Regions from separate parts of the Mus musculus genome. Here region 2 is linked to region 1. Evidence: chromatin loops called from intact Hi-C (ENCODE). Cell type or tissue: left cerebral cortex. All regions are shown on one strand. Each heading gives the region's core, and the rest is flanking DNA. Links, peaks and the distances in the headings are about the cores only.

Evidence for each region. Hi-C counts contacts between places; a loop is a spot of excess contacts. Peaks named below come from ENCODE experiments on the same cell type or tissue, not always from the same donor. Only the 100,000 strongest peaks of a DNase experiment are listed, where the experiment ranks them.
Region 2: it touches region 1 in a loop (11-fold over the local background); 5 of 42 quality-filtered maps call a loop at or near these places.

What each region holds. Positions count from the first base shown.
Region 1 is chr10:22,147,832-22,156,862 of GRCm38, reverse strand. It overlaps E030030I06Rik (RIKEN cDNA E030030I06 gene), which reads left to right and starts at 7,593. Exons shown (of 2, transcript NM_001254745.1): 1 at 7,593-8,374. The coding sequence starts at 7,851. It also overlaps the pseudogene Gm4895. In left cerebral cortex, for the core only: no CTCF peak of the experiment used is centred there; DNase peaks (open chromatin) are centred at 6,084, 6,173, 7,451, 7,999 and 4 more places; H3K4me3 peaks cover 1,212 bases; H3K27ac peaks cover 177 bases.
Region 2 is chr10:22,811,615-22,820,645 of GRCm38, reverse strand. Tcf21 (transcription factor 21) reads left to right here and starts at 503. Exons shown (of 2, transcript NM_011545.2): 1 at 503-1,192; 2 at 2,820-3,383. The coding sequence starts at 743. The coding sequence ends at 2,909. Gm10824 (a long non-coding RNA gene) reads right to left here and starts at 7,265. Exons shown (of 5, transcript XR_380181.3): 1 at 6,965-7,265; 2 at 6,530-6,598; 3 at 5,524-5,684; 4 at 4,272-4,914. In left cerebral cortex, for the core only: no CTCF peak of the experiment used is centred there; no DNase peak of the experiment used is centred there.

The DNA.
Region 1 (9,031 bases), core at 268-8,267:
CCTATAGGCTTGTTTCCATTCTTATCTTATGGAAGCATTTTAAAACCAAGGGTCTCTCCTCACATATGATTTTACCTTACATCAAGTTGACATGAAACTACACAGCACATAGCTTATATTTACCAGTCTCTTTAAATATTGCTATAACGTGGCATTTCTGTTAGAAGAACCTGTGAACTCCCATCACCAAGCCTCCGTAGTACATTGCTGCTAATGATATCATAACTGGCTATTACACTCCACAGTCATTTTGAAATGTGTTACCTTTTGGAGTGCATATGAGACTCGTCAATCCCTGAGAATCCATCTGTATTAGTTAATAAGTTAATTAATGGTTCAGGATCTGGAGAGACATTGTTTCAGTGCTGTTTTCACAGTAAGGAGCCCATGTTTTTGCAAATAACTTTTCATCCATGTTTCTATAAATAACCTCAAATGAAGCCATTGGGTCATAGAAATTTAAAAGACAACCATGAAATTAGAGGGCAAGTAAATGAGAAGAAGAAAGGCAGAGAGTGTGGGCAGTGGGCAGGACAGGTGATTGCAGACTTATGTGATCAAAATACTTTATGTCCACATATATGAAAACATTAGAATGAGGACCAACTATGATGTATAATCACTAATATAATAATATGATGGTAATATGGTATTAAAAGATTGACTAATTTTTACTTTTACTGTGTATGAGTATCTTAACTCTGGTTATGTGTGTACATGACACGTGTACCTGATGCTTGCAGAGGCCAGAAGTCAGCATGGATTGCTTGGAAAGAGCTTCAGAGGATTGAGAGTACAGGAAACTGAACCCAAGTCCTCTCCAAGAACAGCAAGTGCTTCTCACTGCTGAGCCTTCTTCTAGTCCTCTAATAAATTTCTGAAAACAATATAGCCTGAATATTATTAAACACAGGAAAATTCTTACAGAAAACTTCACAATAAAGTTGAATGGGCCAGACTCCAAAATCCATGAAGACATGATTGATAGGCCTGCTCGTCTGCAGGGATCATGCAAGATCTCAGAGCTCCTGAGAGTTCAACAGAGCAAGAGCAAGGTCAGGGTTGGAAAACAGTATTTCACATCATTTGCCCTTCCTGATCTTACATCCTTTCCTCCCCGTCTTGTTAGGTGTTTCCTGGCTCTTACATAGGGTGATATAGATGTTTTGTGTATGCTTTTATTCCCCATGTTTTGGACTCTTCCTCCTCAGACAACATTTTGGGGGCCTGGCAGGGAAAGTCCCCTCTTGTCTCCTATAGCCCTTCATTCCTCTCTGTGGCTGTGGCAGGAGATGGGGAGGTACAGGGGCCACTGAAGATTTCTGTCTGGGGAGCTTCTCAATGAGATCCAAAGGCAGTATAAGTATAAAAACACTGGGTCCAGCCATGAGGCTTGAATGCTGTGTTTTCATGTGAAGGACATTCAACAAAGGAGTCAGACTTTGGTTCAGTTTGTAAACTTTTGTTATGATAAAACAAATTTTGTTATGATAGCCTGCTGCCCACAGAGGCAAGCGCTCTACCACTGAGCTAAATCCCCAACCCCTAGTTTATTATGTTAATGCAAGCCATTGTAACTCTTCTTTGGGTCTGAATTTTTAACCAGCTGGTACTTAATGTGAACCATAAACAGGGAAAGTACACAATGGTAAATTAACATAAAACGTAAGTTGTAGCAGAAGAAAAAAAAGGACACTGAGAGAGGTAAAATCTGGTAGAGTCAGCTTCATTGGTTTGGGGGGTTGTTTTTGACATTGCTCAAGTGATCTTGTAATCTAAACCATGACATTTCTCATCTGCTTGGCAACAGTTGTTTTCTAACACTATAATTTAAAAAAAATACACAGCTAGAATAAACACTTATGTTATAAGCTATTTGCCACTTACTATTTTTGAATAAATGATTTACTTAAATGAATGCATGGCACCATGTGCTTGCTCCTGCAGCTATTGACTATTATTTTTAGATAAGATAAGCATATTAATTACCAGCAAATAAATTGTTTTAAAAAGCATTGCTAAGTGTGAACAGTCATCAAAATGGGGGAGGTTCTCACTTGTATCTTTGGCTAAGAGCCTGGTGATTGGTAGTGATGCTTTTATAAGTATAAAACCTAATAATTTGCTTTGTGTATGTGATATGTCTGAAATCATCAATAAAATTTGCTCAGAAAATGGGTTTTATTTTAGAAGATGCGCTCAAACACAAAATGTGTTTTATAAGTTAAGTTTAAAGGCGCATCATTACTCCATTTTATTATTTAAAAAAATTACTACAGGCTCCTCGCCATTTTCCAGCCGCGCTCGGACGAGGGTCGCGGCGGCGGGGAGAGGCGGAGCCGCGAGAGCGCGGCCCGGGCCGGCCCCGCGGGGCGGGCGCGGCCGTGACGGCGGCTCCCGGCCCCGGCTCCCTTTCCTCACCCCTCCCGCTGGAGATGAGGGGAAGATGTCCGCGTCAGGGCTTAAGGCCGAGCTGAAGTTCCTGGCGTCCATCTTCGACAAGAACCTCGAGCGATTCCGCATCATCAGCTGGAAGCTGGACGAGCTGCACTGCCAGTTCCTGGTGCCGCAGCCGCCACCACCGCCGGGCAGCTCGCTTTCGCCGCCGCCGCCGCTCACACTTCACTGCAACATCACGGAATCTTACCCATCTTCATCACCAATATGGTTTGTGGACTCTGATGACCCAAATCTGACATCAGTTCTGGAACGCTTAGAAGATACTAAGAACAACAGTTCGCTCCGTCAGCAATTGAAGTGGTTGATATGTGACCTCTGCAGATTATATAACCTTCCTAAGCACCTGGATGTTGAGATGCTAGATCAACCCTTACCCACGGGTCAGAATGGGACAACTGAAGAAGTAACTTCAGAAGAAGAGGAAGAGGAGGAGATGGCTGAAGATATAGAAGACTTGGATCACTATGAGATGAAGGAAGAAGAACCTATTAATGGGGAAAAGTCAGAGGATGAAGGGATTGAAAAAGAAAATTTGGCAATATTAGAGAAAATCAGGAAGACTCAATGGCAAGACCATTTAAATGGTGCAGTGTCTGGGTCAGTACAAGCATCAGACAGACTGATGAAGGAGCTCAGGGACGTCTACAGATCACAGAGCTACAAGGCAGGGATTTATTCAGTGGAGCTAATAAATGACAGCTTATATGACTGGCATGTCAAACTACACAAGGTTGACTCTGATAGTCCTTTGCACAGTGATCTTCAGATCTTAAAAGAAAAAGAAGGCATAGAATATATTTTGCTTAACTTCTCTTTTAAGGATAATTTTCCATTTGATCCTCCGTTTGTTAGAGTGGTGTTACCTGTTCTCTCAGGAGGGTATGTGTTGGGTGGAGGAGCACTGTGTATGGAACTTCTCACAAAACAGGGCTGGAGCAGTGCCTACTCAATAGAATCTGTCATCATGCAGATCAATGCCACCTTAGTGAAAGGCAAAGCCCGGGTGCAGTTTGGAGCAAATAAGAATCAGTATAATCTAGCACGAGCCCAACAGTCCTATAATTCCATTGTACAGATACATGAGAAAAATGGCTGGTACACACCTCCAAAGGAAGATGGCTAACTACATTGACATAAGTCTGGACCAATGTTGCTTTAAAGAAAATCGTTCCAACGTACAGACATAAGCTTTTGAGTGCCCGTATAACAGCAGTACCGAAGATATTAGCTAATAGATCATTTAGTGGATAATCTGTCAACTGACATCCAGTTACAGCCTTTTCATTTTGCTCACTTTAGGTATCTTGGACTGAGCAGTGGGGCCTTTACTGTATTTTTCCTGATAAGTACACACAATAGCCACTCCCTACCAGCTCTTTCTTGAAAAGTGAAATCTTTTAAGCAGGGAAGTGAGCATCCGTTTACTGCAGCTGTGATTTTTACAGTAACCTTTCTATATTGAGCCTGTGGGGTATGAAGATTTGCAAAATCTTGTTTGTTTAGAGCCAATAAAAGTTTAACTGATGGTCAAAAAAATTACTACAATGCATCTGTAGTAAAAAAATGGTTTACAGTTTTCTATAGCATTTTTTATTCCTTTAACCTTGCTTCATATTGCAACAGAATTAATTTTAAAAAGGAAAAAAAACTATGGTGAAATTAGTAACATGGTCTAATATAAAAAAATTCTTACAAGCAATATTTCAAATTTAAACAGAATTTTGTTGATTTTTCTACAGAGTACAGAAATTGCCCCTCCTGTACTTTTTTCTCTCTCTTACTTTAAGATGTTTAAAAGTTTTGAGATCTACAGATATAGATTTGGGGAAACATCGAATTATTTTCAAGACAGCTATTTTCTTTTACTCCTTGTATAAAGACTTGAAGACCTTTCCTCCCCTTCACCAAAATTCTCATTCTCACCTAAAGTAGCTGCATCCATTTTTTCTCAGGTAAAAGAGACATTCTTACCAAAGTTCAACTTTCAAAGTCCCCAGGAAAGCACTTAAATTAAGCACTCTTCTTTGTGTGTGCACGTGTCTGTTATTTTGCAGTCGTTTTTAATACTGAAATTGAATCTTTTTAGCTTTCCAGAAATACCTTGGTGAACCCTCAACTGTTTCTAACCACTTAATAATTGTGACCCCGCCAGCCCCTTCAAATAGATCTTTAACCACAAGTGTGCTTGGCTATTCCAAAACCTCTGTCCAAAAAGGTAAAGATTGGGCTTTGTGAGGCAGAAAGGAAGTGAGAGAAAACAAAACAAATGTAGCTCAGGCTGAAAGTGAAAAGCGCTTGGACAGATTGATATTTTCTTTTCTGCAGGGCATCCTGTCAACCATCTTCCCCCGCACCCCACTCCTCAATAAGGTCCGGTTTTTGCGTGTAGGAAAATGTTATCTACCACCCCACGGAACCCGCATAAGTATTGTTGCTTTATTTTATTTTTATCTGTCCTCATCAGATTGATACCCACGACACCCCCTCACCCTGTCAACACCCCAACTCTGGGGGACCTTAGGTGTTGAAACCCTGCAGCCCCCCGATGCCACATCCCACTGGATCCCTTTCACGCCACTTATTTTCAGTCGTGAGATTCCCCAACTAGAGTGGTTGCAGTGAGAACCAGAAATTTTCATTAAACTCTCCCCCACCCTCTGGGCCCCCAGTTCTGAGCCGACCATTGGGGGAGCACAGCCAGGGCCTGGCCCCGCCTCGCTCGCTTTGGAAGGCTGTAATTTGCCCACTCGCCTCCAGGTCGTTCTCCAGCCCGGAGGCTCGCAGATCCACGCCCCGCGGCACCCGAGCCTCCCTGGCTTCCCCGCGGGCGGCGCCTTCCGCCCTCCGCCGCTGTGCCCATCCCCTGCCCGCAGAGCGCCGCTTGCCCGGGCCGCTGTAGTCAGTTACCTGCTCCGCGGGGCGAACACGCGCGGGGGCAGACAGACACTCCAGCTTCGCAGGAGGCCGGCGCCCCTGCTCCGCAGGTAAGGGGCCACGGACTCGCGTGGGTAGGCTGAGACGCGGGGGTCCTCGGCGAGGATCGGAGTGGGAGAGAGTAACGGGGTGTAGGGGGCTGTGTGGCCCCTTGGAATCCCCTTGGGTTAACATTGAGACTGGGTAGGTTATGGGGGCCAGCTGGGGGGAGCTAGAGGTCTTGAGAGGAACCTCCCACAGCGCGGACACCCCACACCAGGGTCCTATGCCAGCTTGAACAGATTTCGTGCGTAAAATACCCATACGTTCACTTTTTGTCCAGCTTCCTCAAACTGACTCTACTTGGACAGTCACATTTAAAATTGAACGTGCACCGTCTGGGTGGGATTCCGTGCTGGAGAATGTGTTTCCGCGCCCCCACGTTTATTTCCCCTGTGCAAGTTCCCTCTGTAGCCTCCCGAGGGGTGTGGGTATGGGCCCCATCTTCCCAACGAAGGAGTAAAATGTTCGCCCAGGCTTCCTGCTGGCTACCCGTCAGGCGCGTTAAGCAAGGAGTGTAGTGCACACAGCCCACCGGAATTGAAGCCGCACGCGTGCACTCTTGCTTCACGCCCCAAGTTTACTTTCCTTATTTAAAGCCTTGCAGTTCAAATGCACACCCTGGGCAGGAGCAGCACGGGGCTCCGCGGCGCATTCGTCCTGTGGACGTGGGCGTTATCTGTGCGGGCGCATCTGCCTTTGCGCACACGAGCGGGTCGCGGTCCCCAGGCCTCCCCTCGCTGAGCTGGTGGGGACCCTTTGGCAAGGCTTCCGGAGAAGCTCGTGAAGGATTTCATTCAGTGCTAAGACAGAGAGCTGAGACAGAAAGCAGAAGGAGGCGGCTGCAGCCTTTGTAGTCGCGGAGGAGTGCAGAAAGGTTGAAGCACTATGTCAAACTTTTTTGAAATGGGGTCAAGTCACATTTAGCCAGCGTGGTAAAGCAACAACAACAACAACAAAAGTGGAGGAGGAGAGGGGGCTAGGGACCGCCGCTCCGGTCTGGGTGTGCGTGTGCTGCCCCCTCCGGGAGCCTGGGCTGGACAGGGGCGCCAAGGCCATTGCTCCCGCTACCTATGTGGCCCTCGACCCCCGGGAGAGGCCTGGAGGGTCCTTTATGCAGCTTTTTAGGAAAGCTTTCAAAGGAGCCTGGGGTGTCCCTGCCTTGTCCAGGTGGTGCTATGCTCGCACCCAGTGGGGGTCGCGCCATGTGTTCTTTAATTCCAGGCGGAAGAGCGAGCGGGGGAGGAGGGGTGCGGGGCAGGTAAACGCATGGGGACCTTTCCGGATACGCGGCTGTAGTGGAACAAGGTCCAGACCAGACTAAGGCCGCGGTGGGACGGGAAGGCTCACTCGGTCTTCCCTAAACAACAGAACGGGGATGGGACGCCCGACCGCGCCTGGGACCTAGCCTCCAGCCTTTGGAGAACAGAGCGACTGTCTTGGCTACCAACATTCAGCCGCCAAGGATACCGGGCGGGGGTTCTGAAGTCGCGATACAAGGGAGACCTAACCCTTCTCACACCCGGGAGACCTACGTTTACTGCCCCCACCCCCACCGTCGTAAGGGCGGTTGCTTTTGCACGGGTTGAAAACTTAAGGACCAGTCCCGGTTAGCTAGCAAAGTCCCGAAGTTACTTTTCAGGACAGGACAAGCAAAAGTGTGACGGACCTGCCTTTCCCATACCCTTGCGATCTTTGTGTGTGTGTGTGTGTGTGTGTGTGTGTGCACGCGCGCGCGCGGGAAAGGGAGCAGGACACTTCTCCCCTTCCAGGGCCCCTTGCTCTCCCACCTCTAGTAGCCCCAGCCCTCCCCTACCAGATGGTCTGTCCTCCCTGAGTTTCCACAAGGGAGGTCCTCGGCGATTCGGAGGCAGAATTTCGTCTCCCGCTAAGCTTGCCATACCCCAAAGACCGTTTGTGAGAGCGAGTCTCTTTCAAATGTCTCCCTGTAGAAAAACTGAAAGTAGAAAGGAAGCAATCTCCGAGCAGATGTCTGACCACCCCTACTCGCATACTCGCAGCATTGGGTTACAGGGTCCTAGGAGCCCCAACCCCGCTCTGCGACCCCACATGGGTGAACCCCCGGTGCTTTCACGCCAGTTCCGAACTCCCCCAGGTCGCCCCGTACTCCGCGCGACGAGTCAGGGAGGGCAGCTGAGAACAACGATATAGGTATAAATATTGAGCCGTGACACTGATGCGCCCGGCGCCCCCCTCCCCCGCACTCCGGGCACACTCTGGGCTGCTCCGCACGCCCCCTCTTGTCCCGCTGCGTCCCGCTCGGCGCTCATCCCCAAGGGGCCCCAGCAACCTCTTCCTTTCAAAGACAGCACGAGCCGTGCTGGGGAAGAAAAGTAACTTGGTTTTTCTCCGAGAAACCTGGCCGGATTAGGCAGCCAGGGCGAGTAGAGGGGAGAATGAGGGGAGCTGGTGGAACCCGATGGAAGTCTCCCGGGCAGTCTGATCACACTTTCTCCTTGTCCTCCGGTCTCCTCCTCCTAGGTGCAGAGATTGTGGGCAGACTACGTAATCGCTGCGGAGGGGGAAGAGGAGGGATCTCCGGCGGCGGCGGCAGGGCGCGGAGACTCAGCTGGGCGGAGTTTCGCGGCTGCGCCCGGCTTGCGCCCGCGGGCGAGAAGGTCGGTCCGTCTAGCCCGGGGGCCCCCGAGGCGTGTAAGTCAGAGAGTACGCACCCCGGTTCCTCTGTGCCGCACCGACAGCCTGCAGCCAGCAAGGAGAAGGACAGCCTGGGTGGCGCCGATCAGAGTACGAGTGCTTGGCAGAGATCGGCGAAGGCCCCCGACCTGAAGAATGGCGGCCGCTTCCTGATTCCGAAGCGCCAGCGAGTACAGACCAGTGAGGAGGACTTGCGGCTCTCCACCGTCCGTGAGGTGGCGGTGCTGAGGCACCTGGAGACCTTAGAGCAACCCTACGTGGTCAGGTGAGCCTGGAGCCCTGGCTATGGGGTCCGGGAATGTGCTGGGCAAGGGGCGGCTGGTTGCCCAACTAAAGTTAAGAGTTGAGTTTCCTCAGATAAAACCGGTGACCCTGCTAGACAGGCAGAAAAAGAGACCTGCGGTGGCTCCCCTCCCCCTCCCACACCGCTCTGCGTGCCCCAAGGGGTCTGGGGGCTTTGGGTGTCTTTTAGGGACAAAACCAGACAACCCCAAGCCCTCTAGGACTCAGTCTACAGAATCTTCCTGGGCTGGGTGTTAGTTTTGTTTTTTGGTTTTTTTTTTTTTTCTGTTTGTTTGTCTTTTGGTTTTTTGGGGTTTTTTTTTTTTTTTTTGGTTTTTTGTTTGTTTGTTTGTTTGTTGTTGTTTTTCGAGACAGGGTTTCTCTGTGTATCCCTGGCTGTCCTGGAACTTACTCTGTAGACCAGGCTGGCCTAGAATTCAGAAATCCGCCTGCCTCTGCCTACCAAGTGCTGGGATTAAAGGCGTGCGCCACCACGCCCGGCTCCAATATAGTTAGACTTATAAGTACATTTTTACTTTTTTTTACTACATTTTAATTTTAATTACTACATAAATAAGTAAAAAGCCAATGTAAATAAAGGCCCCCATTGTGCCTATGCTTTAGTTGGGTGGCAAGGGTA
Region 2 (9,031 bases), core at 376-8,375, 660 kb before region 1:
CATTTGGTTTGGTAAAATACGCCTCTTCTCGTCCGGACAAATAGGACCTATGACTTCTGTGTTAGCCAGTGCACGGTAATGCAGTCTTGGTAAAGCCCTGTGGTCTTAGCCGGTATTAACTAAGGGCTGCAGGGTTTTGATTGTTATTTCTTGGGAGGAAGAGTGACTGTGAGATGTTTTAGGGGGAAAGGCCACTTAGAGCAAAGGGTCTGGCCCTTTCTCTGAGTTCTCAGAGCAATCAGTTGGGATTCCCTCAAAGGAAAGGGGCCTTAGGAGATGAGTCTCGGCAATGGTTCTAAGTTACTCCTTGACTTGAGAGGAAGAAGGAATCCGGTACAGGCATGTTGCAATCGGTTGCTGGAAACCAGGTCTGAGCGTGAAGTCTCCTGTGCTTGTGAAAGGGGTCTGGGAAGTCTGTTGGGCCTAGCAGGCCCCTCCCCTGGGCTGCATGGATCCGCCTCTCTATTCCCCAGATAAATTCTTAGTGTCCACCAAATTCCTCGGCGCTCTTTCACTCTCCGTTAAGGCCAGGACTCCAGTGGTGGGGAGATAGAGCACTGGTTTCCCTGTCGCGGGATCCCTTGTGATCGTTTTCCACGACTCTGTAAAGGGAAAGCTGGGGGACGGGACTGCCAGATCCCACCTCAAACCCAACACACGAAGTGGCAGCTCCAAACTTTTGAGACCCTTTCGTTTCCGTTTCAGCGTCTCTCTCTCCCTCCCTCCCTCCACCTCTCTAAACATGTCCACTGGCTCCCTCAGCGATGTAGAAGACCTTCAAGAGGTGGAGATGCTGGACTGTGACTCCCTGAAAGTGGACTCCAACAAGGAGTTTGGAACTTCCAACGAGAGCACCGAGGAGGGCTCCAACTGCGAGAACGGGTCTCCACAGAAGGGTCGCGGTGGCCTAGGCAAGAGGAGGAAGGCGCCCACTAAGAAAAGCCCGCTCAGCGGGGTCAGCCAGGAGGGCAAGCAGGTCCAGCGCAACGCGGCCAATGCTCGTGAGCGGGCCCGCATGCGGGTGCTGAGCAAGGCCTTCTCCAGGCTCAAGACCACCCTGCCCTGGGTGCCCCCGGACACCAAGCTCTCCAAGCTGGACACTCTCAGGCTGGCGTCCAGCTACATCGCTCACTTAAGGCAGATCCTGGCCAACGACAAGTACGAGAACGGTTACATTCACCCAGTCAACCTGGTGAGTCCTCCCGCGCCTCTGGCTGGGCCTGGGGACGCGGGCGAGAGCGTGACTCGTTAAATCGCCGCCCTAGCATCTCTGGGAACCTCCGCGCGGGCTCCACGCAGCGCCCTGGCTCTCTGCACCAAGCGCCCCGAGCCCGCGAGTGATTTGTGCTAGGGTTTGACGTGGCACCCCATTAAGGGATTTCCGAGGGTATTCAGTTGGCAAAGACCAGGGATCCCCGCGCAGGGTGCCATTTCCTCTGTCGTGAAACTGAGCAGACGCTGGGCACCCAGAAGACCTATCTTACTTTGTCTCTTTTGGCTAAGAGCAAACTTGAGTTCCCCCTCCGATTCTTATAAGCACCTAAGTCAGTTCTTTCCGCTGGTATATTTAGGGCTATTAAATGCAGACATATTTATGTTCTTCCACCTCCATAACTGTCTATGCAAATCCCCCCCCCCCCCAGCTACTTAAATATTCTGTGTTTGGCTAAGTAGATTACCATTTTAAATCCCAGAAATTCCAGCCACTGTCAACGCAATCAGTAAATCCGCTCAGGTCCTAGTACTGGACAAAATAACAGCCATGGGTTCTACTACCAGTCACAATGAATGAGCCTAATTTTTGAAAAGCAAGTGCTGGTTCCTGAATCGACTTTCTCAGAGGTATTTTACTGTTTAAGGTGGTTTTTAACTCCCTCTTTCGTTTGATTTCATTTTAAAACGTGCAGGCTCCAAAGAATACCACCACCTTACGAGGACTTTTGTTTACATATGATAAGGATTAGATATCCCTCTGGCCAGCACTTACAAAGAGGCTTGAATTGTATTCTCACTCAGCTTGTCTCAGGAATTGGGGGAGGGGATACTAAAACACTTTTCGCCAGGAAAAATATTTTCCTTCCAAATAACAAGGTTTGGTTGTTGTTGTTGTTGTTGTTGTTGTTGTTGTTGTGATGGGTAGTGTTTTTTTTTTTACAATCTAAAACTAGAATGAGATTATCAATTAGAACATTTATAATTGCTGCTACCTTCATCTTTAAATATTAAAAAAAAAAAAACTTGAATGTACTTTTTTTATAACAGTCCAGAAAAAGGAAGAAGAAAGAAAGGGAAGAGACAGTTTTGCTTCCTCGCTAGTAGGAGGATCTCAAATAAAATGTGCCTGTGTCTTTTATAAGTGCACACCCCCTTCGGGGGTTACTACTAACTTAAAATTGTGGCCATAGCTAGGATTGCACTGGGAGATCAATGGAAGTCAATAAAGGCCAGGATGCTAGACCAGAGCCTCCACAGATCTGCAGTTGAGTAGTTGGGGCCAGGGTCCTCCCACCCGCCCTGCTAGAACTCCTGGAACATCTGCCTCAGAGCTGAGTCTGGGCTTGTTTCGGGGTTCCAGTTAGAACCCAGGAGACCTGTTTTGCCCTTGTTCCACCTCCCACCTCCACCACCCACCCCCACCTCCACCTCCACCTCCACACCACCACCACCACCACCACCTCCTGGGGTTGTTTGCATTACCCTGCCTGGCATTAATACACCTAGGAAGCGACAGACCCGTGGCCTCTCTGGTCCTAGCCTGCCTGCGCACTGCGCCGCCTCCCCATGTCTACTCACCCTCTCCACCCTTTTCTCTCTTGCAGACGTGGCCCTTTATGGTGGCCGGCAAACCAGAGAATGACCTGAAGGAAGTGGTGACCGCCAACCGCTTGTGTGGAACTACAGCATCCTGACCTTGGAGGTGCGAGTCTGGGAACCGTGAGCTCTGGGGGCAGTGGGCCGGCAAGGGTGACGACCCCTGCCCTTCCCTCCCTGCCTCTGCTGGTGCCTTGCATCGCTCCTCTCCCTATCCCACCCCGCAAGAACACTTAACTGCGACGAGGAGATTCGTTTCCAAACCAAAGGAGACCAACTGTACTTACCGATTCTCATCTATTTAACTTGATTAACTTCTGCCATGAATGACTGCAAGCCTGGCTGGTCCAAGTGCAATATGTAATTATATATATATATTATATATAAATAGATAAGAAGAGCCTATCAATGTGTATCTTTTGTACAATATGTTGTAAAATGTAGATCATAGAATAGCTGACTTTGACAGTCACATTTATAAAATAAGTCACTCGAAGAAATATATTTTTTTCAAACAGGTTTTGCTACTTCCGAAAATAAATCTTTCTTTATATTGAAAAAAAAAAAAAAAAGCCTGGACATTGGTGTGATTTCTTTTTTAAAATTTTGTGAAGAACATTGGAATCCATGGGGACATTTCATGATTAAAAGGTAGTTTTTTTTAACATTTAGCCCAAGATCCTAGAAAAAAGATTAACTCTGATTCCAACTAGGAAAAGACAAGTCATGTTTCCTACTGAAAACTTGTTTTGTTCATCCCAGTTATTTTAAGCCCACTAAAGATATTATAACTGTAAATAGAGAATGAACAGGATTACAGTTATCCAGTCACACAGACCCGAGGACAACGAAGAAAAAGAAAATTTGACTCTCCACTGTTTTACAGTGTGCTTGTTCTGAGGATCCTGATAGTAAACTATGAGAGTTTTATAACTTTCCGTGTGTTTTCTGTGATTTTAAAAACAGACCCAAACGCTGCTTGCAATCCAGTGAAGAAGAGATTGAAGCTCTCATGTGAATTTCAAATGCAGCAAGATATTTTGCTTGTTACTGACTGGCAATTAATTAATTAATTGCAACAGTAACCGTTCTTGCCTGCTTTTCGGTGCGGTTACCCCTTTCGTTAAGCTCCCGCCAAGATTTCCCGCGGGCTGGGTAGTAACTTAAACATCTTCCAGACTGCGGAACAGCACATAGGGGAAGATTAAGTTGAGATAAACAGAGAGGCTAGGCAGAGGAGCCTGGGACCCTGCTGCCTCTGCCCCAGCGCAGCCCGCCGCGGCGATGTGCCAGATGCCACCGCGGCTGTTTAATGTTCGGGGTTATGACCGCAGTGTTTACAAGACGCCCTCGGTTATTTATACTGTTATCCCTCTTAGAGGCCTTGAAACTTCCGCTTCGCTTTTAGACACCCCTTACCCCCTCCCCCCCCCCCATTACTTCTTAGCTGCTTTTGGTACCTGGTTAGGATAAGTTCTACTCAGGACTCCAGCCCACGTAAGGACCACGCGGGGCGGAGCCTTCGTGAGATCTTCCGGGAAACACCTATTCCAGGGGTTTGTCACAGCTGAGAAGCCACCGAGCCCCAGGTGCAAACTCCGCTGTCCAGTGACTCTTCATCTGTGTCGTTTGCACACTTTCACTGGATGATATTTCAAGGCGTCTGGCGACGCCTCAGACCTATCCCAACTTGACTTTCAAGAGTTCAGTTCAAACTCTAGGTGGTGACACCTGCTCATACGCTCACCTGCCTTCCCTTCCACCTAAGAGATGGGGCCCTCGCCAGACGGACCCAGGGATTCTGGCAGAGGAAGGAAGGTTAGTGTTACCACCAGAAGTCAGGCTGCGGTTAGCCCAGGAAAATTCCCAAGTTTCTAGTCACGTTTTTACCAGCCAAGTAAATTCTTGACGTTTTGCGCACTCTGCGCGGGTGGCCCCATAGAAGCTTTTTCTCCATAAACAGGAGACATACACGATTTTAAAGTCTTTGTTCATCCTAGTTATAATCTGAAGCCTCGGCTTGAGGAGAAAGGTCATGAGAAACCAAAGTCCTGGCTCCACACGGGGCTGTTTTCTCAGAGGGCCAGATCCAGCTTTCTCATCCTTACAAGAAAAAAATAATGATAACATTAGTAAGAGTTGGGTTTGTGTTTCCCCCAGTTGCTGTCCAAGCTTTAATCCCGCTCAATGAAATTATAATATGTGTGACCTCTTTGTGAAAGACCAGATCCAGCAAATAAATATCCAGTACTTGAATGAGTTGGCAGGTGACTACACCCAAACAGAGGGTGTGTTTTTAGCAGCGGTGGTGATGGTCCTTTGTATGGTCTAAAATGTGTTTCTTCTAAGCAGATAGATTTCCACCTCCCTCTGGTGTTCTCTGAATTTGCATAAAGCTGTTTACTGAAATTACTCCTACAAAATGAAACTTTTTTCAGAAAACCGTTCTCTGAACTTGCATAAAGCTGTTTAGTGAAATTACTCCTACAAAATGAAACTTTCTTCAGAAATAAGCGCGCGCTCTCTCTCTCCTTCCCTCCCTCCTCATCTCTCTCTCTCTCTCTCTCTCTCTCTCTCTCTCTCTCTCTCTCTCTCTCTCCTTCTCTCCCAACATCCCTCATCCCTTACTCCCTCTCTCCATCCCTTGTCCTTCCTCTCCCACAGAGCATCACTGGCCACTAACCCCCTCCACCAGACCCTGCCCACACTCACCGTGTTCCCATGTTCCCCTTCTTCCCTGCTCCTCTTGTTCTCACTTCTTCCCCAAAGTTTGCAACTCCCTGGCTGCCTGGTACCCAGCCTAGGTTCCAGTGCCAAAATTTAAGATGCGGTTGCAAAGGAGTAGAGACTATCTTTGTCCCAAGCCAGTAGAGCTGGGAGGGGAGAGGGGAGAGAATGAGGAGTGTCATGTGACCTTTAAGCTATAAAAAGTATCCTAGAGAAAGCACTTTCAAAAAGGACCAGGCAAATGACCAAATTACTATAGCCACCTAGGAGAAAAATGAGGTGTTTCCAAAAGTCTGAGTTCTCAGACACAGACTCATAATGTGGCAGCAAATGACACCTCTCCCCCTCCCTCCCTCCCTCCTTCTCTATCTCCCTTCTCCCCCCGCCCCCCCCCCATTGCTTGTAGGACTTAAAATTTTTACAAGCAATTCAGTGTGCTTTTAGCAGGTGTGCCCACTCTCAAATCAAAGACTTACTCCAAAAAGTAATAATAAACAGAGCTCGGGTATTTACTGGTTATATATATAATCTCCAGTCCTTAAGAGAACACCACCCAGGGCGACTGTTAAACCAACGCTGTTTTTGTGAGTCCCTATCCTCCTCCGGAGAGACTGAATCTGGAGGTCTGGGGTCACAGGTTTCTATGTGATGTTTCTGCTGCTGGTCTGGGGACAGTTTGAGAACCATGATTTGAAATGCATAATTAAGGAAACAAAAAGAGTTAAAGGTTAAGGCAGAGGAAAAGAGAGTGTGCCTGTGTGTGTGTGTGTGTGTGTGTGTGTGTGTGTGTGTGTGTGTGTGCGCGTGCGCGTGCGCGTGCGCGTGCGCGTGCGTGTGTGTGTGTGTGTGTGTGTGTGTGAGAGAGAGAGAGAGAGAGAGAGAGAGAGAGAGAGAGAGAGAGAGAGAGAGAGAGTATGCTTCCAGTTCAATGCTCTAGTTTGCTGCTCACTCTAGGGTAAATGCACACAACTGTCAGCCTTGAGTTGCTCACCCTTAGAAAACATGAGTTCGGTTCTGTACTAAGGATATGGCCCGACCAGGTGCGCTCTCATCTTGTTCCCTAGAAGATAAATTCCAGTTATTAATCAATCAATGAATCAAAAGGCTGTGTAGATTAGAGACCAAGGTATTGCTGGATCCCTTAGACTCCTAAGAAGGAAAGAACTCTGGGCACCGTAGGCTCACACCTCGTACAACTTAATCCCAGATCTGCAGATTTCTTCCTCTCTCGGGTGAGGAAGAGTCGGGCTTGCAGCCCTGTGCTTCAGGAAGTGGGACTGTGAAGCCAGGGGTGAGGGTGGGCGTGGGATGAGCGCTGCGGGGGAGAGGGGAGGGAGCAGATATGGAAGAGGGAAAGGCCATCTCGGGTTTAAGGAAGTTAGCGGGATGTGAGAGAAGCTTGGGTCCCCAGCCTGCAAGTCCTCACAGCCTCCGCTTCGCTTCCTTTAGCGGTGTTGGGAAAACTGGTGCAAGCTCAGTTCAGGGAAGGCTCTGGGTTACTGCTGCAGGAAAGTACACGCAAGAGAGAGCGGGGTCCAGCTGATCAGCAGAATTTGCCTCCTAGCCTTCCACCTTCTTTCAAATTTGAAACTGTCAGAGCCAAAGGCTGCACCCTCCAGCCCTTTGGCTTCCTCCTGGCGGCTCGCTCAACACGTTCTTTGATCTTCAGACTTAAGCTGAATCCAGCCTCCTGCCCCCTAGTTAACTACCCCGGATCAGCTCCAGGATCCTCCTTCACTGTGCAATGGTGCTAAGGAAGGAGAGAGGCAAGGAGAGGAGAGGAGAGGAGAGGAGAGGAGAGGAGAGGAGAGGAGAGGAGAGGAGAGGAGAGGAGAGGAGAGGAGAGGAGAGGAGAGGAGAGGAGAGGAGAGGAGAGGAGAGGAGAGGAGACAGTGAGAAGCACCTTTTACCACAGCAGAGTTAGAATACCTGATTTGGTTTTGTACCCAGCACCTAGCCTAGGGCCGGAGATCTCATTAAGTATTGATTCAAAAAGAAATCATTACTCTTAGAAATGTGGGGAACAAAAGAGAGAAACGAAAGAGAAAAGGATGATTCTGGGATTAAACTATTCTTAAGCCTTAAAGACGTCACAAGTCTGTGACAAAGAAAAACTAAGGAAGATGTTTGTGATGGAACCAGATAGAATCAACAGAAGACAAGATTATCATCACTAGGTAAATTGTGTTCTTTCTTTCTCCAGTGGAAATAGTATTGGATCTTATTGGCTTAAAAGATAGTCTAACTATAGAAATAACTCAAGACACTACAGTAAAACCTAATGTAATTTGACTTGTAGAGAAAGAAGGTAATTTGTTACCCATGTAAATTTTGTTCTGTTTTAATGGGGAAAAATCTTTAGCTGGGTTCTTGGAGAGAATCCTAAACCTTTCGGGATCTTCAGTCGCCCATCTGTAAAGTGCAGAGCAGTAATCGCTCTGGTAAGGAGACACCAAATTCATGAGAGGTACTCAGCCTGTTTCTGCTGGTTTCTGGACTTTATATTACAAACGTGGGAGTTGGGCGTGGTGGTTCGTGCTTCACTCTCAGAAGCAGCTGTATCTTTGTAGTTTGAGGCCAGGCTGGTCTGGTCTACATAGCAAGTTCAGAGCTGCACAATACAGAGATCCTGTTTCAAAATGAAAAAAAAAATATTGGCCAGCCATTTGAAAATTCAGTCACAAAAGTACCTGAAAGAATGATATTGATGTCCCCTAATTATGTAAGAAATCAAAGATGGCTATTACGTGTTTGAGATGCTTAAATTGGACCAAATCACTGAGAGTGCGTTGAAGAAATGTCCTCAGCCCTCTCTTCTGTGAGACCTTCCCATTCTTGTCTACAGTGAATTCCACCCTTGCCTTCATATTCCGGTGACCATCACCTCAAGAAGAAGTGATCTGCTCACTTGTCTGCTCCGTTTGGGCTGCTCCGTTTGTTGCGTCCATCTCTACTAGCTCCATGAGAGCAGGGCTGACTGCGCATGCCTGGTTTGCTGCCTTCGCCTGGCACTTAGCATCGTGCCAGGCACAGGGAAGCGTTCAAAGGGTGTGCTTCTTGGAGACAGGGGCATCTGTTAATAAATGCCATGCTGCGCCTCCAGTCAGACTGGCTCAAATATAGTTACACTTCAATTTAGAATTTGGGAACGCAACACAGAGCTTGGTGTTTAACAGTCACATCGTCCACAAGAAAAACGAAGGCATATTGAGAGAGCATTACCTGGAAACCCTGGTCCACAGTACTTTATAACACTGTGTGCCAGGTAAGGTCACAATAAGCTTGGTGCCTTTGAAGTGTACATTTCTCAGCATTCTGTCAGCCCTGAGAGGCAACCCCCTCTAAACATATCTGATCATTTGCTAATGAATCTCATCTATAGTTGTTTTTTTCTTTTCTGTGGTTTCTGTGAATAACCAAAGCTTTTAGTACCCTTCAATCTTATTCTCAAGCATTCGTCCCCACATTTGTCCCCACTCCAAAGTCCTTCATC